Linked DNA regions of Mus musculus: all the other regions are linked to region 2. Evidence: chromatin loops called from intact Hi-C (ENCODE). Cell type or tissue: heart. All regions are shown on one strand.

Evidence for each region. A loop is a pair of places that touch in the nucleus more often than their neighbours do. Peaks named below come from ENCODE experiments on the same cell type or tissue, not always from the same donor. Only the 100,000 strongest peaks of a DNase experiment are listed, where the experiment ranks them.
Region 1: a loop joins it to region 2, with 2.5 times the contacts of the local background. A loop is called at or near these places in 4 of 42 quality-filtered maps.
Region 3: it touches region 2 in a loop (7-fold over the local background); 16 of 42 quality-filtered maps call a loop at or near these places.

What each region holds. Positions count from the first base shown.
Region 1 is chr11:109,240,155-109,248,154 of GRCm38, reverse strand. Rgs9 (regulator of G-protein signaling 9) reads left to right here. Exons shown (of 19, transcript NM_011268.2): 12 at 1-91; 13 at 1,587-1,702; 14 at 7,218-7,305. Among named protein-coding and RNA genes, the nearest start is that of Gm39440, 25 kb to the right of the region's middle. In heart, a CTCF peak has its summit at 3,430 (motif pointing left); no DNase peak of the experiment used is centred here; H3K27me3 peaks cover 2,400 bases.
Region 2 is chr11:109,326,822-109,334,821 of GRCm38, reverse strand. No RefSeq gene overlaps it. Among named protein-coding and RNA genes, the nearest start is that of 1600015H23Rik, 13 kb to the left of the region's middle. In heart, a CTCF peak has its summit at 3,289 (motif pointing left); DNase peaks (open chromatin) are centred at 1,921 and 3,301; H3K4me3 peaks cover 943 bases; H3K27ac peaks cover 206 bases.
Region 3 is chr11:109,581,296-109,589,295 of GRCm38, reverse strand. It overlaps Wipi1 (WD repeat domain, phosphoinositide interacting 1), which reads left to right. Exons shown (of 13, transcript NM_145940.2): 5 at 4,104-4,201; 6 at 5,129-5,221; 7 at 6,099-6,169; 8 at 6,817-6,924. All of the region lies in intron 2 of Gm39442 (a long non-coding RNA gene), which reads right to left. Among named protein-coding and RNA genes, the nearest start is that of Gm39442, 6.9 kb to the right of the region's middle. In heart, a CTCF peak has its summit at 4,012 (motif pointing right); DNase peaks (open chromatin) are centred at 1,435 and 4,155; H3K27ac peaks cover 2,249 bases.

The DNA of each region.
Region 1 (8,000 bases), 87 kb after region 2:
TCTCGTCCAATGACGCCATCATGTCCGGCTGCCTTCCAAGCAATCCTTGGATAACAGACGACACCCAGTTCTGGGATTTAAATGCCAAATTGTATGTATTTCAAACATTGAAATTTTAACAAATCTGGTTTGTTTGATTTTATTTTGTCGAGTGTATGTGTGTGATGTGTTTGCACGTGTGTATGATTGAGACCAGGTGTGTGGGTCCATGTGTTCATGTGTATGGAGGCCTTAGGCTGGTATCAGATGTCTTCCTTCCACCCATCTACACTTTGTTTATTAAGTGGTGGTCTCTCACTGAGCCCATAGTTCTCCAGTTCTGGCTAGTCTACCTAGCTAGCTTTCCCTGGGGATCCCGTCTCTGCCTCCTGAGGGGGCAGTTTACAGGCGGCTACCACACCTGCTAGGTTTTTACATGAGTTCTGGAGACCCAAAGTGGTTTTCACACTTTTATAGCAAATGCTTTATCCACTGAGCCATCTCCTCAGCCCAAAATGTGCTTTATTTTAGGGTGGTCTGTGGTTCAGTTGGTAGAGTGTCTAGAATTCATGAAGCCTCAGATTTGACCCCCAACACAATATAATGGTGCACCTGTAACCCCAGCACCTGGGAGGCAGGAGGATCAGGCATTCAAGGTTCCTGAGCTACATAGCAGGTTCAAAGCCAACCTGGTATACACCAGGCCCTATATCAAGTTTGAGTTTTTTTTTTTTTGAGTTGTAATTCATATGTCATACAATTTACCCATTTAAAGTGTACAGTTAAAATTTTGTTATATTGACAGGGGAATATAATCTCTACCACAATGTTTTAAAAACAAATCTGCACCCTCTAGTTGTTGGTGCCCCCAAATCTCCACTCCCTGCCCTCCCCCTAGATGGTCAGTGGTCAATCTATTTTCTGATTATCCGTATTCTTCTATTCTAGATGCTTCCTGTAAATGACATCATAGGATGTGTGGTCTTTCATTGGGCATTTTTCACTTCCTGCTAAACTTTCAGAGTTTATTCACACTGTAGCAGGATGTAGCATTTTGTTTCAGTTTTGTATAAACAAACTTCCCTGTGTGAACCCGTCTGTCTAGAGAAGGACATTTGGGCTTTTCCCAAGTGGTAACTATCATGACAAATGCTGTCACAAACATTCGTGCACATTCAGGGTAAAAGGGAAGTCTTGGTGAGTGACAGATGCTGACTGGTAGCTGTGACCACAGCATCCAGGGACCAATATGTCACTGGAATTCTAACCTGGCTTGAAGGTGGCAGCCTGAGCCTTCATAGATTGTTTTATGACGGGGATCTTTACCCCTGAAGAACAGGGATCCACTGGGTTGTGACTCTCCCTCAGCTCTGGGAGGCCACATCTCTGGTGTGAACCCCAGGGGACTTGGAGGCTGTGTCCTCCTAGTAAGTGGCAACTTGGATTGTGTGTCTATGCAGAGGCTAGGGGGCAGAGCAAAACTGGGATCAGGTGGAGACATTGGCCAAGGACCTCATGAAGGTTGGTAGACCTATCACTCCCACTGAGGCTAAGTACAGCCCCTGTCTCCCAGGGAGTGCCACATTTACCAGTCACCATCCTTGCAGGGTGGAGATCCCAACCAAGATGCGAGTGGAGAGATGGGCTTTCAACTTCAGCGAACTGATTCGAGACCCCAAGGGTCGGCAGAGCTTCCAGTACTTTCTCAAGAAGGAATTTAGTGGTGAGTTCTCTTTCCTTCCTTCCTTCCTTCCTTCCTTCCTTCCTTCCTTCCTTCCTTCCTTCCTTCCTTCCTTCCTTCTTTCCTCCCTCTTTCCCTTCCTCCCTCCCTCCTTCCCTCCCTCCATCCCTCCCTACCTCTGTTCTTTCCTACCTTCCTCCTTCCCTCCCTTCCTCCCTCCCTTTCTTTTAATTCCTCTTCTCTCCCTCCCCTTCCCTCCTCTCTGAGACAGGATTACGTGTAGCCCAGGCTACCTCTTGGTTCTTTTGACTCTCCATCCCAAGTGCTGGGAACATGCATGAGACCCTCTACTTGGTGTTAAAGGGTGCTGAAGCTCGAACCCACAGCTTGGTGGGTGCATGGCAAAGACTTCAGGGACTAAGCAGCCCCTCCTTCCAGCACGAGTCTTTTAAAAAAAGTTACTCTCCCTTTCATGGCCAGCCTAGACTTTTAGGAGTTTTGCAGTGGGTGCTTCCATACCTTGTTAAGGTCTAAACAGGATCTCCTGCTTTCCCAGGAGTAAGAGTCTAACCTGGGTCCAGGACCTTCATTTTCCATAGGCTCAGAAAGTCACTGCATTCTGAGGTGTGTGTGTGTGTGTGTGTGTGTGTGTGTGTGTGTGTGTGTGTGTGTGTGTGTATAGCACCAGGGAATGTTAACATCTTTTCTACAATCTCCTTAGCCTCACTCACAATTCCCAGGGAATTCTCCATCCGTTCTTGGTTTCCCTCATTTCATTGCCCAGAGTTCTTCTAACCCATTTCCCTGGCCTCTGGCCCTCTACCCTCACCTAAGTACATCTTCAAAGGCCAGGAAGCTGAACAAGCTAAGCTTCCCAGGCTCTTTGGAAGTCCTATTGCCTTTAGCTTAGATGTTCTGTAGATTCAACCCAACCATGCATATCTTTTAGATTTATTTTATTTTACACACACACACACACACACACACACACACACACACACACACACACACCCACACCCCAATATGTATTTCTGTATACCATATGCATGCAGTGCCCATCCAGGCCGGAAGGGGTGTCATATTCCCCAGAATTGGAGTTACAAAGGGTTGTGAGCGGCCATATGGGTGCTGGGAATTGAACCGATCCTGGAAGAGGAGCCAGTGCTAAACCACAAAACCATCTCCAGCCCTGCACAGATATGTTAAACTCGTGTCCACCCCGGACCCAGATGCCTTTTTAATTGGACTGAGTTGCAGTCGCTGTGGTCTTGAAAGCTTCCTTGGTGATTGAAGTGTAACCTCTTGCCCTGGTTTCTTCCAAGCCTTCAGAGGATGCGGGCTTTAGTGGAGGAGGTCTGTCTCTGGGTGTCTCATCCACTGAGAAACATCCGGGAACACACTGAGGCCGGATTAGAACCAATTACACGTTCAATTTCTTTGCCACCTTTGCCGACAAATTGGCTTTTATGCGATTTATTTTATCTGTTTGTCCATTCCCATCACCGGGGAGCTCCGTGATTGGGTTTGAGACTCCAAGGCTGATTACCCTAAAGCAGTTAGTCTGGGGCCCTGCTTCTGAAGCGAGTCATACTGGACGTGCTTTAGTCTGGATGGCGGCCCGATACAGAGCATTGCATTAGAACATGGCTTGCTGTAAATCATTCTCTCTAAGCAAGCCAAATCGCATAAATGTAATAGCCCTCCGAAAGATGGATGGAACAGGAGCGGGCGCCTCGGCGCCCCGTGACTAAGTGGAAATGGTGCCATCTAGTGGACAGTAAGTAAAGTAGCATGCTGAGCTTCAGCCATGCATCCCTTGATAAAAGCAAGCATCTAGAAAATTTTCCTTGCATCTCTGAAACCGTATTATATAGTCAGTCTCCTGAGGAGCGTCAGAGGGATTCATGTATGAACAGGGAACACAAACCATTGGTTTTCTTATTTAATTAAAAACTTAAAACTTAGGTATGACCCATATGCGATTCATCCCCACCCCCACCCCCACCTTTAAATTGAAGTTTCATATAACCCAGGCTGACCTCAGATTCACTGTGTGGCTGAGGGTGAACCTGACGTCCAAGTCCTCCTGCCTCTGTCTTCCAAGTGTTCTGTTGTTGTTGTTGTTTGGTTTTGAGACAGCAGCTCTCTGGGTAGCCCAGGCTGGCCTCAAACTCGTGATCCTCCTGCCTCAGTCTCTGAAGCAATAGAATTGTGTAGCCCACCACCCTGGGCTCAATCCAGTGGCTTTGATGTCTTGCGTCATCTTATATATTCACCGAACCGTACAACTGCCAACACTAGCTAATTCTGTAACAGCTCAGGGAGGAATGCCTTACCCATGGTAGGTCATTTTCAGTTCTTCCCTCACCATGGCATGCTGCACACTCCTCTCCCTCAGTCTCCGTGGATTTGGGTATTCCACGTGCTTCTTGTGATGGGGACCGTACAGTGTGTGACCTTTTCTTACTTGGTGTTCTACACTCTTCTTTATGGCTGTATCAGGTCCATTGTCTGTGCGTACCACCTGTATTCATCCATCATGGGATTTTTTAGGTTATTTTTTTAAACTTATGTCTGTGGGTGTTTTGCTTGCAGGTATGTTTGTAAGTCTGTGTGCATGTCTGGTACTCACAGAGGCCAGAAGAGGTGAGCTGGTCCTCTAGAACTAGAGTTATAGATGGTTGTGAGCCACCATGTGGGTGTTGGGACTTGAACCTGGGTCCTCTGAAAGAGCAACAAATGCTTGTACCCATGGAACCATCTCTCCAACCCTTGAATTTGGCTTTGGGCTTTATGAATACTGCAGTGAAATCTTATATGTGTTTTAAGGTGTTTATTTAACGTTTTAAAATGAGTGTGTATAAATACTCCTGTGAGTGCATACATGTATATGTAGGTGCTTGAACACATGTCTGCCATTGAGTGTGGAAGCCTGAGAAATTGACCCCAGGAGTCTTCTTTGGTCATTCTCTGTCTTAGTCATTAGTCATGAAGTCAGGGGCTCTCAATTGAACCCAGGTCTCACTGATATGGCTGATATGGCTATCCAGCTGCCTCTACCTCCCCAAAGGGTAGGAGGATTACAGGTAGGCCTCTGTGCCCACCTTAATTGTTTTTTACTTAGTAAAATATATGTAACACAAAAATGTACCATTTTAACCATTTGAGTGCCACTGTTCACTGAGCAATCAATGTGTCTGGGTTTCTAGGATGTTGTCTCAAGCTGAAACTGTGTACTTAATTACTAACCTCCTATTCGCCCACCCCTCGGTGGCTGCCATGCCACACATGCCTCTCTTAGTTTGACAGCTTTAGGTTCCTCATGCCAGTGTAATCGTAGGATCAGTGTCTGAGCTACTTGTAACCTCTGTTCTACTCAGCATGCCATTGCTGTGAAGAGACCCCATACCACAACACCTCATAAAAGAAAGCATTTAATCGGCCTGGCTGACAGAGGTTAAGTCCCTTACCATTACAGTGGGGAGCACGGTGGCTTACAGGCAGACATGGTGCTGGAGAAGTGGCTGAGAGTTCTTCCAGATAAGAGCTCAGTCAGCCACTGGATTCGCAGTCAGCAGGAAGAGAGCGGCTCTGGGTGTGGAATGGGCTTTTTGAAATCTCAAAGCCCATCCCCACAGACACGCTTCCTCCAACAAGGCCACAAATCCTAATCTTTTCAAGTAGTAATACCCCCTGATGACCAGGTATTCCAATTGATGGTCCTATGGATGGGGGGGGGGTATTCTCATTCAAACCTCCATGATGCCTTCAAGGTTCATAGAACACCATGTTCTACCTTGCCGTCTGCTGCTGTGATAAAAACCACCACCACCCAAAACAACCTGTGGAGGAAAGAGTTTACCTCGTTCATATTTTCAGATCACAGTGCATCACCGAGGGAAGTAGAGGCAAGAAGTCAAGCAGGAGCTGAAACAGAAACCACAGAGAAGTACTGCTCATTGGCTTGTTTCCAGGCTAGTGTTTAGTTACACTTCTTATACAGTCCAGGCCCACCGCAGTGAACCGGGCCCTCTTCTATCAATAATCAATCAAGAAAATGCCCACAGATATAGCACAGGCCAGTGTAATTGAGGCAATCCCCCTCCCCCCATTGAGATTCGCTCAGATAACTCTGGGTTGTTTCCAGTTGGCAGCCGAAGCTAAGAGATTCTTTCACGGCAGATGTGTCGGTATATCACGGGTGATCCTCCTCTGTGCCATTTTGAGTTGTTTTTTTTACCTTTTGACGTTTATGAATAATTGCTCATTTAATCTAGTTATAAGTGATTAACTTTCAATAAGCAAGAGGTGTGGATGTCACAACAATAGATTAATGAAGAAAAACATTGGCCTGTGATTTCTGTCCAAAGAATATGTGCCTCTGGTTATGGGACAAATTCTAGCTAGTGTGGAGTTGTGCAGCTTCTGCCCGTCTGACATAACTGGGGGCTCTCAGGAAACACTGTGGAAGCAGAGGAGAAGGTTTTCTTTCCTATTAAACGGCACCACAGCACTTCAGAGTGTGAGTGTGTATGTACACACACACACACACACACACACACACACACACACACACACACCCTGTTACTTGCTTACTGATGACACCATCTTTATTTTCTCAGGTGTAATTGATACGTGGCATCACTAGAATCCTTGTACCAACACATCCTGATGCTTTTTGGGTTCAGCCAAGCACTGGGGAGTAAATGTGAAATTGGCAAGAGGTTAAGGATTTTGGGGGTCTGTTTTCTTTTCTCTCTCTCAGTCTAGAGGAACAAAATCTCTCTGGTTCTCATGACATTAAGCACCCCTAGTAGTCAGGTATCTTCTAAGCATCTGCTATCAGCTTTCAAATAGTCCAAGGACTTTTGGGCGGGAAGATGGTGGTGTACAGAAGGTGGGGGTCCCTGGGCACAGTCAACCAAAACAGGCAGGAGTCACATGGGCATGAGACGCAGCAGAGCGTAGGAAGCTGTAGAGTGAAGTCATCCATGCTCATGAGCCTGTGTGAATTGTTCGGGAAGTGTTTGCTATAGATAAGTTCTCGGCCAGAAAGAATATGGGCGCTGGTAGGATGGTTCGGTGGGTAAAGGCGTTTGCCGCTCAGCCTGGTGACTTCAGTTCAGTCCCTGGGACCCACATGATGAAGACGACCAACTGCATAATTCAACCTTTAACCTCTACACCCATGCCCGCCCACCAATAAACAAACAAATACCAATTTAGAAAAAGAACATGGCAGAGATTAGGATGTATCGTTGGAGGGCAGAACAGCATCCACGTCGTGAGTGGATAATCTCGTTAAACATGCTGGCAGCCAATCCAGTTTATGGCTCACGAGTCACGCCATTGCTGAGACCCAACAATTCACTCATCCCGGAAGTGAGACATGGCTCGTACTCTCAGTCAACATGGAGTCGTTCGATGTCCCAGTGCTCAGTGACTCGTCTTGCAGGAAGACACTCAACTGAGCGGAGCCCACCTGACCTTTCTCTCCTCTTCTCTCCACTCATTTCCTGCCCGGCTTTCATCTTCGTGGGCTATCTTCCTCATGCAGGGGAGAACCTAGGATTCTGGGAAGCCTGTGAGGACCTGAAGTACGGCGATCAGTCCAAGGTCAAGGAGAAAGCAGAGGAGATCTACAAGTAAGGCTTGCCGAGTCCTGGGGGAAGCCTCCCTCAAGGGTGTGGGCTGGAATGAGAGTTTGGGGAGGTCACACACCCTGGTGGCTGTCTGGGCTCTGGCCAGCATTAGCCATTGGACCCACTATGCCATGAATGCTTCCCTGATGTTTGGGAGGTTTGTGCATTTCTCTGAAGGAAGCCAACTGAGGTGGATGTGGAATTTTCCTGTTCCCATTGGTTTGTGTCCAGGGATTATGAGAGCAAGCCACACAGAACCACAGTGTGATTAGTGTGTGTGTGTGTGTGTGTGTGTGTGTGTGTGTGTGTGTGTGTGGTGTGGTGTGGTGTGGTGGGGGCCGTCTTAAACACAAGACAGTAAAGGGAAGAGACATCTTCATGTATGTGAGATTGCAATCTCAGTTTGGGGTGCAAGTGTGAACAGGATTCCCTACCCTCATTCTAGCCTCCACTGACTCGCTCTAGTAACAGTGTGAGTCTTTCTGACCTAGAGCCTCAGAGATGGCCCTGTGCCAAACCTTACACAGAGCTACAGGACTTGAGAATCTCAGCCAACTTTGGGGTTGCTGGCTTCGTTGCTAAGACAGTCACGCCATGGGAGCTGGGATTATGGCTGCCCATCCTCTCTAGTCAGCATTAAAGATTCATCATCAAATTTGCCTAGCCTGGGCCATGGGAGAGTAGAGGTTCCAGAATGC
Region 2 (8,000 bases):
CACAATCAATAAAGACAAAATAAATTTTGTTTTTTATTTTAAAAACCCGGAACAAAGAAAATAAATTAAATTAATGAATTGATTATGGGATCAAGAATAGAATAAGGATAGGGTGACATTATCAGAATATGATTGTACTTCCACTCTGTTGTTTTTCAAATTGGTTATAATTCATAACTGTATTTCCTGGAGGGGAGGTGACAGCTCACCTCTCTGTCTCTGTCTCTGTCTCTGTCTCTGTCTCTGTCTCTGTCTCTGTCTCTGTCTCTGTCTCTGTCTCTGTCTCTCTGGCCCACAAATGACTGAGATAAAACTGTACTGTTGCTATGACGTTTTCCTAGCCTGTAGTTCATTACCACTTGGAAAAGCTATCCCGGGATATAATCTGCTCTTTGTGGCTCCACAGTAGCCTCACTTCCAGGTCTAATTACTCTTGGGGGGTATCTCTGCTTTGTCTGCTTGTTTTTTCCTTGTTTATCTCTGTTTCTTTCTACCAAAGGCTTCTGTCACTTGTCGGGTTGTGGTCTGAATAAGAACCATTCCCCATTGGCTATTGTGTCTGATGGTGGAACCTTTAAAAGACAGAGCCGTATTAGTAGGGGAAGTGGGCTACTTAGGGAGGGCCTTGAAGCTCTGGTGGTGAGGGGCATGGGGGGGGGTAGAGGGATAGGAACAGGGGGAGAAAAGGCGGTAGTGTTCATGACAGGGCATGCCTGCAATTCCTGCACTTAGAGGATCAGAATGAACGAAGTGAGTTTACGGCTCGATATGGCAATATAGCAAGGACAATATACTTAAGGGGGATATAGCAAGACCCTTCCACAAAAGCAAAACAAATACACAAAGAAATAACAACAGCAACAAACGGAAGTCATGTGACTAGGGTGACTAAATGGTTTATCACGCGAACACAGTCACTCTCAAGGGGGACACAAGGGCGCATTATTTATTCTTGAGACAGGATCTCGCTAGTCCAGGCTGGCCTTGAACTCCCTATGTAGTAGAAGATGACTTTTGAACTCTTGTGACTCATGCCTCCAAGCCTTGAGATTACAGGTTTGTGCTATCATCCCTAGCTAAGAGGATGTTATTAACTACTAGGACCGTGGGTACCACCTGATACAACTGCTTCCTCCTACATGCCTAAGGGCTTTTCTTGTACAGTCCTTGGTTGTTTTTATCGTTTGTTCTTATTATTTATTTATTTATTTTTAATTTTTTATTTTTGGTTTTTCAAGACAGGGTTTCTCTGTGTAGCCCTGGCTGTCCTGGAACTCACTTTGTAGACCAGGCTGGCCTTGAACTCAGAAATCCGCCTGTCTCTGCCTATTTTTGTTTTTAAGATGGGGTCTTAATATGCTTCCCAGACGGCCCTGGGTCCTATTGATTCTCTTCAATTTCTTGAGTAGCTAGGATTCCAAGTGGGTGTCTCTATGCCCTGCTTTTTAACTAATCTCGATAGCATTAATATTCAAGAGCTAGATGATCAAAAAGTTCTAAAAACAAAAACCAAACCCCATAATCTCAGTACTTAGGAGGATGACTGGAAGCCTGGGCTATATAGTGACATTCTGCTTCAAAAGCCATCAAAGAAACAACAGAGTTTAGAGGGTCTCATTATAAGTGGGAAATTCTAGCAAATAAATCAGTTGGGGCCGTTGGGGTGGAAAGAGGGAACGTGGGCAAAGTAAAAGAATGGGGTTGCACCCCCCCCCTCTCTCTCACACACACACACACACTATCAGATTTAAAGTGATTTTGAAATGACATTGCTTAACCCATCCAATGGGGTTCAAGTTTGAATTCAAGGACATTTGATAACCTGGGTGAAGCGGTATTTCCCCAGCTGTGGGGATAGCAGGTCAGTGGCTGAGCTGGACGCTCCAACTCATGACTGTCTGCCAAGTCATCTCCCTGTGAGTCAACCCGGCTTCTGAGTCGGCTTTCTAGGCTGTTATTCCAGCCCTGTAACGACGTGCAAAGAGGCCTGGGGCTGGGTAGGAACTTGGCTCTTGCACTGGAGTGGGACCCATATAAACCAAGGGATATCCATTTCCTGGGAAAATGTCCACCAACCCTCTTCTCACATCAGCTGTGTCTGCCCTACACAGCTCAAGTACTCAGCCCTGGCAATGAAAAGTGGGCATATGGTTGGTCTACGGCTAACAATCCTAGGCTCAGACCTGCGGAATTCCCATTGTGTCTGAGATCTAGCTAGTGTTACAAACTGTGGGCATTCCTATACCACTATTAATGGTTTTAATATTAATAATAGTGACAACTCAGATTTACTGAATCTTTACCTATTTATCTCCCCCTAATAACTCTATAAGTTTGTCATTAACTAGCTTTATTTTATTTTATTTTATTTTATTTTATTTTATTGTTGTTGTTGTTAGTTTGTTTGAGACAGGGTCTTAAATAGCCCAGGTTAGATTTAAGCTCCTTATGGAGCTGAGGTTGGTTTTCAGTCCCTGTCCTTCCTGTCTCCAACTTTCAATTACTGGAATACAGATATACATCAATATGGTCAGCTGACTATTTTGTCGTATTGGAATTAAGGCGCAGAGAGGTTAATTATCCCATATCTCACAGACTGTTGGTAAAAAGCAGCTGAGATTTAACCTCAAGTTAAATGATGGCGGAACTCCAACAGTCCTCATATTAGTGTGTGTGTGTGTGTGTGTGTGTGTGTGTGTGTGTTTCCCAAAGGGGCTTGGGAGTGTGGCTTCGTTGATGAGTATGAACTTAGCATGCAAGAGACTCTAGGTTCAATCTCCCTAGTACCAGGTAAGGCGGGAGGTGGTGTGAGGGTGGGGTTCGGCTGCGGTGAGGTGTAGGATGAGTTCCAAGCGCTAAAGGACAAATATTACTAGGAATTCAGCACGTTCCAGGCATTTTTCTGTTCAGGAATACGTTTTCTCCGTGAGCTTAAAAAACAGGACCAAACGAAGCCTTCTTCGCGCAGCTATTATCTGTGATCCTTGCTGGAGCTCCTCCACCCAGGTAGTAAATCCAGGGGTCCAGGGCCAGCAGGGAGGTGAGCCATCCCGCCAGTCAGGTGTCATTTCCATATCCTGACTTTTCTCAGTTTAGAAGAGGATGCAAACTATTAGGGAGTTTAAGTAATGGCTAACAGTTACTCAGTGACTTAGGGACAGGCTCACCAGGGAGCCAGAGTCAGTTCACATATCGCTTTCACTTTCTCTGACTTCAGTGGTGGGGCTCAACTTTCAATCCTCTGGACTATTTTGTTTCCTTACAGGGTCCAGGTGGAGCCAGATGCCGCCCCCTGGTGGTACTTTGAGTCTGTGCTAGGCATGCTAAAGTGAGCTCGGCGCTGCCAGCTGATTGGCTGGCGTGGGTTCCAAGTGCTTTGCAAGTGCAGATGCTATGGGCCCCAGGCGGCAGCCACAGCCCTGCCCCTCGGGGTTCGTTTTGGCTTGTGAACTCGGGGGGGGGGGGGGGGTGTTTCCCGTTTCTCTCCTATTCGTGTTGTGGTCGTGAATTCATCCAGGATCCGGGAGGATGGTTGGATACCTACTGCGAGGTCCTCACCTGGCCCTCCTGGCAGGTGGGCGGGGATCCACTCCGTGGAGTGTCCAAGGAAGACTGGGTAAGGGCAAGGGGCATCCCTCTGGGTCGGTCCTCCCTGTCTGGTGTGATGCTCGATAACACTGTGTAAGTATCCAAAGGTGCCTCTTGGCCCTAAAGAATCAGGACCTGCTGGGTAGAATGTGGGAGAAACAGAGCCTGCCACCAGCCTCAAAGATGGGAACTCTGAAACCCACGTGTTAATTTCATAGCACCCATATGTTACCCATATTTGAGAGTAAAAACATGGTTAATACCTTGACCACAATACCCACATAGCTCAGAAGGCCATGGTCACCATCTTCCTCTGGCTGGATCAACTTGTTTGGGTTTGAGTCTAAAGGGTTTGAGTCTAAAGGTCAGGTCCTCGCACCAACCTCATCCTGTGCTGTTTCCTCTTAGACAGTTAACCCGTGTGCTCACGGACCAGTGAGAAGTGAAAGGCTTGTAACTGCTTTCTTAAAGACATCCCAGGCTAACGTGACCCATCTAAGACAGCTTAAAGGTGCCCAGCCTCGAGTGATGTAGACTGATGGTGGACTAGGTCCCACCACAAAGACCCTCAGGTGTCCCTTGTCTAATGTGATGTGTTTGTGGGTGAGCCAGGCTCTGTGGGCCAGCTAGCTGCAGAGCTGAAGGTAGGCAGTATAGATAGATACCTTTAGCATCTGCCCAGATGTGACACCAACCCCCACTCCCGGTGCCCCAGGAACAGGACTGTGATGCATCCAGATTGCCAAGGAGGGTCAACCTGCAAATGAGCTTAAACGGAGCTACTGGAGCAATCTAAAGCTTCCCACCGTGTTAGCTGGCCTTTGGTTTTTTGATACAGGGTTTCTCTGTGTAGCCCTGGCTGTCCTGGAACTCACTCTGTAGATCAGGCTGGCCTCGAACTCAGAAATCCACCTGCCTCTGCCTCCCAAGTGCTGGGATTAAAGGCGTGCGCCACTACTGCCCGGCTGCTGTGCATTTCCTACTGTTTACTTGTTTGTTCCCCATGGCTTGTCCAGCTTGCTTTTTTATACTACCTAGCACCACCTGCCCAGGGGTGGTACCACTCATAGTGGACTGGGCTCACCCACATCAATCGCCCATCAAGAAAAAGCCACACCATTATACCCACAAGCCAATCTCAGTGGAAATCCCTTCCTTCCGGGTGGTCTCAGTTTCTATCAAGTTGACAACGCAAACGAGCCCAGGTGCCATGGTGGATGCTCCAAGGATAGAGGTAGTGCTTATGGGTAGATACTTCCTTTATCCTGTGTGGAGCGCCAAGAATGGATTCAGAAAGGGCTGAGCGGAGGCTTTACTGGGTGCTCCTGACGGACGTGAGGGTATTGTGAAGTCAGGGAAGGTGACATGAAGGAGAACCATGAATGTTCCAAGAGACCTGTTCCAGGTCAGTTCTTGCTTGGAACCACATAGCTGTGTCCCGTGGACAGTACAGTTTCTGAAGGAAGGTTCTGGAAGACTTAAGACACACATTCATTAACCTGGTCTTGGGAATGCAAAAGAAATGGCAGATGTTTCAGGCAAGATCCTGCCTCTGGGCCCTACTGGACTTGGGTGCATGAACCGTGAACAGCAATGGGATGTGTGTCTTCCAGGAAAGAGAGCACAGTGGTTTCGGGTTTTTTTTTTTAATATCTTTTCCCTGCCAAGTGCATTATTGTGATGGTCCCCCAGGGAGCCCTCTCTGGTTTATAGGAAAATTCCAGTCCTTGAGGGTTTACAGAGAGTGACAGCTAATCTGGATGCAGCTGTGAGCATGGGGCAGAAAGGAATCTTTTGGTTCCTGCCTGGGTTCTTCGATGTGCTCAGCGCTGTGCCTTGGTCAGCTGGGAGCTGAGAGGGGACACTCTGGGCCTAGAGTAAGGTCATGGTGGGGGAGCAGTGTCAGCTGATCGCTCACTTGCACCATTTGTTGAGGCTTTGGGAAGAACTGTGGCTAATTCAAGATTCTGGAATTCAAGGCCAGGAAGCTGCAATGGACTCACCGGGGGGTGGGGGGGTGGGGGGAGTGAGGTGGCAGTGAGGATGTGAGACAACTGTGTGAAGAAGTGTAGGAAGCACCACCATTCTTCCTGTGTAAGGCCCTGGCAGCGCTCACTTCTGGGAGCTTTAAAACCAAAGGTCACCTTGCCAAGGCCACTTCAGACTGGAGGAGGCTGTTACGCATTTTGCATTTTTGATTTATTGCAGTTTGATTGGTCTTTGTCTGTTTGTGCCCCCCCCCCCACTACTACTTCTTTCTTCTCACTTCCTCCTCTCCTTCCCCTCCTCCTCCTCATCCCTTTCTTCTCCCCTCTTCCCTCTCCAAACTCTTCTCCTCTTCTGCTTCTTCATCCTCTCTCATTCCTCCTCCTTCCTTCACCCTCCCCCTTCTCCACCTCTTTTTTTTTTTTTTAATGATAACAGGTTTTCAGGTAACTCAGGTTATATGAGCTCCCTATGGGGCTAAGGATGAAACATTAAACTTTTTTAAAATATTTTTTTGATGCGTATGGTTGTTTTGCTTGCATGCATCTCCGTATACCACATGCATGTGTAGTGCCCACGGAAGCCAGAGAGGGTGCAGGGTCTCCTGGAGCTGGAGTTACAAACAACTGTGAGCCATCATGTGGGTGTTGGGAATCAAACCCTGATCCTCTAGAAGAGCAGCAAGTATTCTTAACATCTGAGCCATCTCCCAGAACTTGAACTCTTGATCCTTCTGTCTCCACCTTCCAAATGCTAGGATTACAGTATAAGATACTGTATTTGATACATATACGTGCCCAGTGTTATTACACTTGTATATGTGTGTGTGTGTGTGTGTGTGTGTGTGTGTGTGTGTGTGTGTGTGATCTGTCTGTCTTGGGGAGGCAGGGACAGATGACTGCATTGGAAGTAGTGACCCTGGAGCTGGTGGCTTCCTCTGGACACTCCAGGTGCAGCGGCCACAGGACAAACCCTCTTCAACAACCTCGGTGGTCTCTTTCCTATGGACCCCATGGCTGAGTCATGGCCCGGGTGCTGAAGAAGGCCAAGGACCACAGCTCTACATGGGGCCACAGTGAACAGTTTCTGTTCTAAACAATTCTGCGAGCCAAGAAAGTGTCCCTGCAGATAAAGTGCGTAGTGAGCCATGCCCAAGGAAGCCAGCCAGGGCTTGCGTGCCACCTGAGGGGCTCGTGCTGCGTAGAGAGCCTGAGTGGGTGGCTGTCCTTAGCGGCTTTCCCTGCACAGACGATGTTGGATGGTTTCTCAAGACTGCCATCAGCTGCAAATGCTGGTTTGACAGAAAATTCTGAGGTTAGGACTCATACCGCTTAGTGCTGACTTAGGGAAAGCCCCCTGCTCTTTGCTGCTTTCCTGCCTCTGGAACGGGCTGGATGAAGTGGAAGGGATGCAGGTGAGATTTGTCCCACTAAGCACTCTACTGCATTGTGCTGTCCCACTAAGCTCTTTCTTCCTGACTTTCTGGATCAGTATACATCTCCTTCTTTTCTTTCTCATTTCATGAATTGCCTTCAAAATCCACTTCCTCCGTGAAGTGCTCCTCAGAATGCTCCCTAACCATCCTTCCTCCAGCCCCTCCCCTCCCCTGACCTGCTGGGCCGGCATGGCTCCTGGGGGTGCAGTTGATCTCATGCCTTGTCTCAGTTCTTTGTCTCTGCCAGGAGGCCTTGGCACCCCAGCCCAGGGAGAACAGGCATTGTTGCTCATTTACAGCTCAGGCAGGCCCCAACTCCCAATCCTCTCATCTCAGCCTCCTGTTACCATCTCCAGTCTCATTTATTATTTTCGTTTGTTCTTCACAGCCACCTTTTAAAAATGTGGCAGTCATTAAATCTCCCCCCAACCTTACCCCACTCCCCCGTGGAAGCAAACACCAAGGTTCGTAGTATTCATGTGGCTGACTCTTTTCTATTTCTCAGCCTCACTGAAGCTAGGAAACCATTGATTTTATTCAGACCACAGGTGTATGCCTGCATGTTAAAAGGACCCAGTGGCGCGGCACCGTGAGGAAGCATGGCGAGACAGAAAGAGATGGCGAGCTTATAACAGTAATCAGAGCGAGATGTTTGGCTGGGTAACTCTAGATTTTGTTGACAGGAGCCAAAAGCTGTCTGCATCTGAAGAGCAGGCCCTCCCGGGAGACATAGTCTGTCATGCAGATCGCATGCACAAAACACACCAGAAATCAAACCTTTAAGCTGGGCTTTATTCGAGTAGCTGGCAATCTGGGGAGTCCAGGTGACAGCAGAGAACCAATCAATTCAAAGTTGTGTCTTGTCTCCTGGTCTGGTGGGGTCTGGTCCCTGTTATCTATCAACCTTCTCCCTTATAGCAGGGGGGAGGTTTGCAGACACCATAGCCATTTGGGTGACATCTAGATCTAAGTTTAACCGAGAACAATCAAA
Region 3 (8,000 bases), 250 kb before region 2:
GGTTGGTATTGTAACATGCAGGGTTGCCCACTGGGCTATACGACTGATGGCCTTTCTCCTCTGGTGGCCTGCATGGAGGAAGTTTCCAGGACAGTTCAAGCCTGATTTCCTTGTATCCCGGTACGTTAAACATCAGTACTATTATCTTACCATGTAGTTACGTCAAGCAACCAAACGCCTGTGTTTGGGGGGTACTTCAGGGTTCTCGCTGACCAATGACTTATAGAGAGCTGTCTTATGTCTGAGATAGAGATGTTCATTTAATAACCCATATCTTCTTGGGAAAGCATCTTCCACCTAGAGGGTGGCTACATTCAAACTCCCCCTTTTAAAAAAGGAAATGTTCTAAATTAGTTTACCAAGCTGTGGGTTTCCATCCATCCTTAGTTTTGGTTCAACTACCCCCGCCACTCCCATCCTCTGTATTTTCAGCTTTTGGTGCTAATGGATATTGTTAAGTGCACCCATTCATATGTAAGAGTTTTGTGTTGGCATTGCTGTCATTTCTCTCTGGTGTGCACGTGAGAGTAGAATTTCCAGGTCATGTGATAACTGTGATTAACTTCTGAGACCTCCCAGGTTGCTCTCTAACACACTGCCCCAGTTCACACCCCTGTACACAGCATCCAGTGTTTCCATCTCCTCACCTGCATTTATTAGCTTCCTCAAAAAAATTTTTTTACGTGAATGGGTGTTTTGCCTGCATGGGAATCTGTGCACCATGTGTGCCTGATGCCAGTGGGGGCCAGAAGAAGGCACCAGATTCCCCCAGAACAGAAGTTAGAGACAGCTCTGAGCTGCCACGTGGGTGCTGGGAATCAAACCTGGGTCCTCGAGAAGAGCAGCCAGTGCTCTTAACTACTGAGCCATCTCTCCATCTCTAGCTGCCCTTTGAAATTGGAGTTATTCCTAGTAATTATGAAGTGATTACTCATCTCAGGGTGTGTGTGTGTGTGTGTGTGTGTGTGTGTGTGTGTGTGTGTGTGTGTGTGTGTAAAGCTAGGTGTTCGTTTGTTTGACATGGATCTTAGGCTCTGAATCTAGGCCCTCTAGCTTATAAAGGAAGCATTCTACCCCGCCCCATTCACTATGCTTTTTTTCTTCTTTCCCCACGTGGTTGTTAGCACTTCCCTGCAAGATCACAAGCATTCGGTTCGGTCAACACAAGTTCCTCTGTACTCTGCATCTCAATCTGTCCCCTGCCACTGTCCCACCTGACACCCACCCAAACCCACGCAATCTCATTCTCTCTTCCATGTCTCGGGGCCAGAGTACCTCTGTCCACCCCCACACCCCCAGCTGCCCTTGAAATTACATCTGGAGCCCTCACAGAGTCGGGAGCCAAGGCTCAGAGAGCAGCGGGGAAGGTGGCCTCTCATGGTGCCAAAGGCCCCCGAGTGACTTTGACCAGGTAGGGGCTCGCAGCTGTGCTGGCACCTGCAGTTAAGGGCAGCCAGCCAGCCTCCTCGTGGAGTTCTGTGCAGCAAGAGATAAGCGCAGACAGAGGCCTGGCTGTATACTCAGAGGCCAGAGCAGGAAGCAGGACCTAGTTTCAAGTCATAACTGGTTTTGTACCCCCCCCCCGCCGTCTCCTCCCCTTCAGGATAAGTAAGGAGCCTTTTAGCCTGGGTCTAGCATTTTACAAATGCTTTTTATAAGAACCCACTGAATACACCAGTTTACAACAAAGCTAGCCAGCATTATTGTTTTTATTATTATCTAAGAAGATATCTCTCATATGATCTTCTTGAAGATCGTTTTCCGGTTAAGCTTTGGCTCTGGAGTTCCTACCGTGTATGACCACTAACCTCAGTCACTGGGGTGAGAAATCTCCCCTCAGTGCTGCAGGGACACTGTCCCCACCCCACCCCATTATCCTTATAATAAAAATGGCTCCTGTCACCTCCAGAGTTTCCTTGGCTTCCTTTACTTCCAAAAGATATCGAGGCATCTTACATCCAACATGTTCCGATGCAAGTTTTCTCTCAAAGGCCAGGCTTGCCGCCTCAACCAAAGTGCAGACCTCCAGTGACTTCCACTCCGAGGAGGCTCCGCCCTCCCTTATCAGCGTGGATGATGAGATAGAAAACGTTTGCCTTTCCGGTAGTTGAACGTGAAGTTCCTAGCTAACTGTATTTAATCGTACTCAGGAAAAGCTAAAGCACGCTGACCTTTCCCACTGGGAAGTCCTGTTCGGTTAGGAGTGAACTCTCACAGGGCTCCAGAGGGTAATGGGATTGGAAGAGAGCGAACCTCTGATTGAGAGCCTTGGGCTGAAAACTGTGAAAGAGAATATTCTTTGTATCCCGAGGTCTGAGTGCTCAGCAGTGGAGGGGTCACTGCCAGTGTTAAGTCGAGAGGTCTCCTGAAGGTTTTCTCGATTCAAATCCTTTGTTCAGAACGGGATTTCTTAAACTCCTCCCCCCCAACAGCCCCTTCTCAGTTCAAGAATTTTTTTTAAATGGCTCTGAGCATATATGCAGACAAAATAGATATATATATATATATCAAACACTGGCTGATAATAGATCATAAATTTGTTTTAAAATAATTCTTGGGTATAATCTCACCATTTCCTGAAGACAGTAAAGTTTCCATACTGATGACACAGAAAGCTTGCTTCTTTTCACATGAGCAATCTAATCTCAGCTGAACATATGATTCTGTGTTTTTTTTATTTTATAGTTGGTAGTGCCAAAAGCATTACTTCAAACACCAGGAAGTATATTTAGGAGCATTGCGTGAGTTGTGTTCAAATCCCAAGCCAAGGTTCGTTTAACTTTCTGTTTTGTTTGGTTTTTGTTTTTCAAGATAGGGTTTCCCTGTGTGGCCCTGGCTGTCACTGTGTAGACCAGGCTGGCCTCAAGCTCAGAGATCCTGTGTCTGCCTCCCAAGTGCTGGGACTAAAAGTGTATGTGCAACACCACCGCCTTGGTTCACTTAACCATTTTAAAATGAAATTCAAATCAGCAACTCAGAGAGCAATTTTTATGACTTTAATATATTTTTATTAGATATTTTCTTCATTTGCATTTCAAATGCCATCCCCTTTCCTAGTTCCCTCTCCAAAACTCCCCTATCCCTTTCCCCTCCCCCTGCTCCTCAACCTACCCATTCCTGCTTCCTGGCCCTGGCATTCCCCTGTACTGGGGCATAGAATCTTCCCAAGACCAAGGGCCGCTCCTTCCATTGATGGCCGACTAGGCCATGCTCTGTTACATATGCATCTAGAGACACGAGCTCTGGGGGGTATTGGTTAGTTCATATTGTTGTTCCTCCTATGGGGTTGCAAACCCCTTCAGCTCCTTGGGTACTTTCTCTAGCTCCTTCATTGGGGACCCTGTGCTCCATCCAATAGATGACTGTGAGCATCCACTTCTGTATTTACCAGGCACTGGCATAGCCTCACAGGAAACAGCTATATCAGGGTCCTGTCAGCAAAATCTTGTTGGCATCTGCAATAGTGCCTGAGTTTGGTGGTTGTTTATGGAATGGATCTCCGGGTGGGGTAGTATCTGGATGTTCCTTCCTTCAGTCTCAGCTCTGAACTTTTCCAACACAAGACAATACCAATTTGATAGTAACATTCCAGGCAGTGTGGGGAAACATTGAATGTCTCAGCTTCCTATTAACTGTTGCTTTTTCTCTAAGGGTAGGGAAGTTTGTGTAGAGTAAAACCCTGCAGCTCTCAGCATATGGTAGCCATGAGTCTGAGCCAAGGTGCTCGGAAGGCTGTGTGTGTTAGCGGTGTGGTAGCACACACAGTATGGTGTGTGCACTTTGTGTGTTCAGAACCAAGGCTGCAGCGAAGAGATGCAAACCAGGCTGGTACTGCAGAAACACCCCAGATCCCGTATGTACCTCACTCCGAATTAATCTTTGCCTGCTGTGCATTCAGAAATGTTTCATGGTTGTCAACTTTTTGTGACTGTGTCCCTATGTGACCCCGGGGTGTGGGTGACAAAAAGAAAGGACTAGAACAAGCTACAGAAATACTCAAGCATGTTCCTCTCCTAGCCAGCAGGTGGCAGTAGAGACACATGGTTTTCAGGTGCCCTTTCCAGCCGTGCTCCTTTGGCCTCATGCTGTGTGTTCTTTGCCAGGTCTCTGTGCCCTGTCTATCAACCATTCCAACTCTTACCTGGCCTATCCTGGAAGCCAGAGTACAGGCGAGATTGTACTCTATGATGGAAACTCCCTGGTAAGTTCACAACGGTCCCTGGTGTACCAGCCTGCCCGCCCTGGCCAGCTGGTAAATAGACTTGATAAGGAGGCCCTGTTGCAGTGGGGTGAGCTGTATGGGGGAGCTCTCTGGCCACAGCAGTTGGGTGAAGGAAAATAAAGGGCATCTCTGTTGAAGCTCTCAGTCAATATTAGTTAACATCGCTGTGAGGCAGGTGCCAAAACAAGGCAGAACACCTGCCCACAGTGAAATCATTGAGACAGCTCACAGTCCATCTGCTTATGCTACCCTCTGCTCCCCGAGGGTTCATAGAGCAGGGCAGGATAACTCTGGAAATCCCCTAAAGAAGCAAGCAGAAAGATCCCCTAAAAGCCTGGCTTTGTGTCAGGCACATAGCTGGTCATCCACCTTCCCAAAGACAGGGTAAGGAACACACACACACACAGAGCTCTGAGAATGTCACAGAAGATGGGATGGAAAGGACAGAAGACCCAGGAGAAAGGGTGGCTCATAATAGAATGCTGCTTTCTGTACATGACACAGATTGTCAGTAACCCTGACATTTGCACTAGATCGGGCATGTCATGGAAGGGCTGGGGCGAGGGGCTTATGAGAACCAGCTCCATGTGGCTGTTAAATTGCTATGGTGGGGATAGGGGAGACATTTTCTTCAGTAGCATAGTTGCCCACTAAGTTGCCATTGCTAAGTTGCCCAAGACCCTGTAAGAAGCCCTCATTAGTTCACCAAAACAGAGCGAGGTCAGGGATCGGGGGGAGGGGGAGGAAGAGGGGTTCCTACTAGCAGAGCTCCATAGGAAACGATTCTCAGCTTAACCACAAGTAGCCCAGTGGTGAGCAGGGAGATAAGGCCGAGAGCAAGGAGACGGGGTAATTCATCTTCACCCTTCACCAGTATTGATCTGCACTTCTCCCCAACACCAACAGAAAACGGTGTGCACCATTGCTGCCCACGAGGGGACGCTGGCCGCTATCACCTTCAACTCCTCGGGCTCCAAGCTAGCAAGCGCGTCTGAAAAAGTAAGTGTATTCTGGCTTCCTCTCCTGCCTGGGCTTGCAGAACCCCTACTGAGGTGCGCAGACTGCAGCTGGAGCAGTAATAGCAACGTAAAGATTGACGGGTCTCTAGACCTGCTCAGAAATGGTTTCAGGGTGAGAGTGTTTGGACCCTGCCTGCAGTAGTCCATCAGTGGGTTTGTCCATATCAAAGGCAGACAGCAACGCAGAAGCAAGACACTTGGCATAAAAACTTGTAGTTTAAGCCGGGTGTGGTGATGCACGCCTTTAACCCCAGCACTTGGGAGGCAGAGGCAGGCAGATTTCTGAGTTCGAGGTCATCCTGGTCTACAGAGTGAGTTCCAGGACAGCCAGGGCTACACAGAGAAACCCTGTCTCGAAAAACAAACAAACAACAACAACAACAACAACAACAAAACCTTGTGGTTTTACTGAGAGACCCATGTGCCTATTGTCCCCAGATAAGGATGCATGTCCCATTGTCCACAGATGTGGAGAGATTGGACTCTGTTGACCAGAATAAACAAAGAAGGTGATCAAGTTACATTTCAAATGCCATGTAAACCAGATATATTTTAATAAGCAGAGATAGAATAGTCTATAAACGCAGAACAGTTTGTGATCACACAAGCACACGCACACACACTGAGAGAGCCTTGAACAAGGCTAGGGAGGGAATTTTACATGGGGTACACAGAGTTCCAAGAATTCATATTTGGCACAGTAAATATACAAATAAAAATGCCCCTGCACCCAAAGCTTTGTGCTCCTCCTCAGAGACAGACGCTCAAAGCCAGCAGAGCAAACTGCCTTGGGAAGGGGCCTCATCTCTGTGTGGAGCATCTGTGCTTAGGAAAAGGCCGTCTGCTTTCTCTCCCAGGGCACTGTCATCCGAGTGTTCTCTGTTCCCGAGGGCCAGAAACTCTATGAGTTTCGTCGAGGAATGAAAAGGTCTGTGTCCAGTGTCTGTCTCATTAAAACCTCCCTGGCAGCTGGCTGGGGAGAGGGCAAGGGCAGGCCCTACAGCCTCCTCCTAGAGGTTAAATGCTTTCCAAGTAATAGACTCAGGGCCCCACGGGGGTGGGGGGCATTGTAAAAACAAGGCAAAGAAGAGGGGGGGGGGCTTAATGCTGAGACTTGAGACCAGAAGTCAGGGTCTTTTGATATGGCCATGGGAGGGAAACCAGCACAGGAGAAAGCAGAGGGCCAGGGAATTACACACCGGACACAATGTCCGATCCCTGCACAAAGGGAAATAGGGGGCACCATCCTATGTGAGCGGTTGGGACCGGTTTTTGGCTGAGAGGTTTGCAGCTGGGTCTGTTCAGAGCACCTTGGAGAGGTCCACAGGCTAAGGAAGCAGGGCTCCCATCCTCTGGCTGGGAGGAAGGGCCAGGCCCTGTGGGTTCTACCTAAGCCCAGGGCTCCCCTTGAATCCCTCCCATGTGGCTTTTTAAACATGAACCACATACTGTTGTGGGTGGGGGTGGGGGGGTTAGAACAGCTTGGCCCTTCGAGACACATTTCCCTCTCAGAACAGTGAGGTGATGCCCCTCCCGGTTCCGGCTTATCGGCCCATGTGGTGTTGTTGTCTCTAGGTATGTGACAATCAGCTCCCTGGTGTTCAGTATGGACTCCCAGTTCCTGTGTGCCTCCAGCAACACGGAGACCGTGCACATCTTCAAGATGGAACACCTGACAGACAGGCAAGTGCGGGGCCAGGCAGAATTCCTACCAGACGGAAGGAGTAGTCCCCGGTTATTCTGCGTGCGTTCGTTGGAGCTTCACTTTTAAGCTGGGCCCGGCTGCTGTGTTGTTGCCAGTGTAGTAGAGTCCGTGCTGGCAGAATGTTTTGGGGCGTCCTGCACAAAAGCACAACATCTAGGTCTGGGATCCTGAGTTTTACCTCTCTGCTCAGCCTGCTTTGAGCTGTGAGACGCTGGGAAGCGTGTTCGGTCTCCATGGCTCACTTTCCCTGCCTATTAAACAGACACATAATTACGTTTGCACCTCGAGCTTCACGGGGGACTCGGTAAGTTTGTTGTTGACGTGAAGCATCTTGTGCCCTGCCTGCCTGGGACCAACACACTTCAGCTGGTGCAGCTGTGGTAACGAGTGGAATGATAGATACCATAACAGCTTTAGCATCCATGTTGCCGCCAGCCATGAGCGCTTAGCAAACGTGTCCCCTCTGTGGGGAATCCTGGCATTCTTTGTTTTAGTAACTTTCTCGTCCCTGTGACCACGGTGCCTTCCTGGGAAAATGTGGGAGAGGAAAGGTTGGCTTTAGCTCACTGTTTCACGGGACTTCCAACCCAGCATGGCGGGGACAGTGCGGCAGGGGTTTAGGGGGGCAGGAGCCCAGTGGTCGCGGTTCTTCCCATCTTTGCAGAGCAGGGAGTAGGCTGGAATAGGGGATTCATATGACCTCCTGAGGTCCACTCCCTCTTGACCTTCTTCCTCCCAGAGGCTATCACAACAGTGCCACCAACTTCAAAACATGAGCCGAGGTGGACTTTTTTTTATTTTAAGTTAAACCTAAGATTTTTATTCTGTACACTTTTCTCAGACTGTGTTTGCTTTCTAGTCTCTGCTTGACAGTCTCCAAATCTTCAGTGGCTGTGGTGGCAGCCCGGGCGGGCCCTAGAAGGCAGCCATCTTTGACAGCCTTTCACTCTCATGGTGCCACAACTGAGCAGTGCACCCACCCCCCTCGTCCGTACTCCTAAGCCCCGCCCCCACTCCAACCCCCACCTCATCCCCCACCAGTCATCATGTTTAT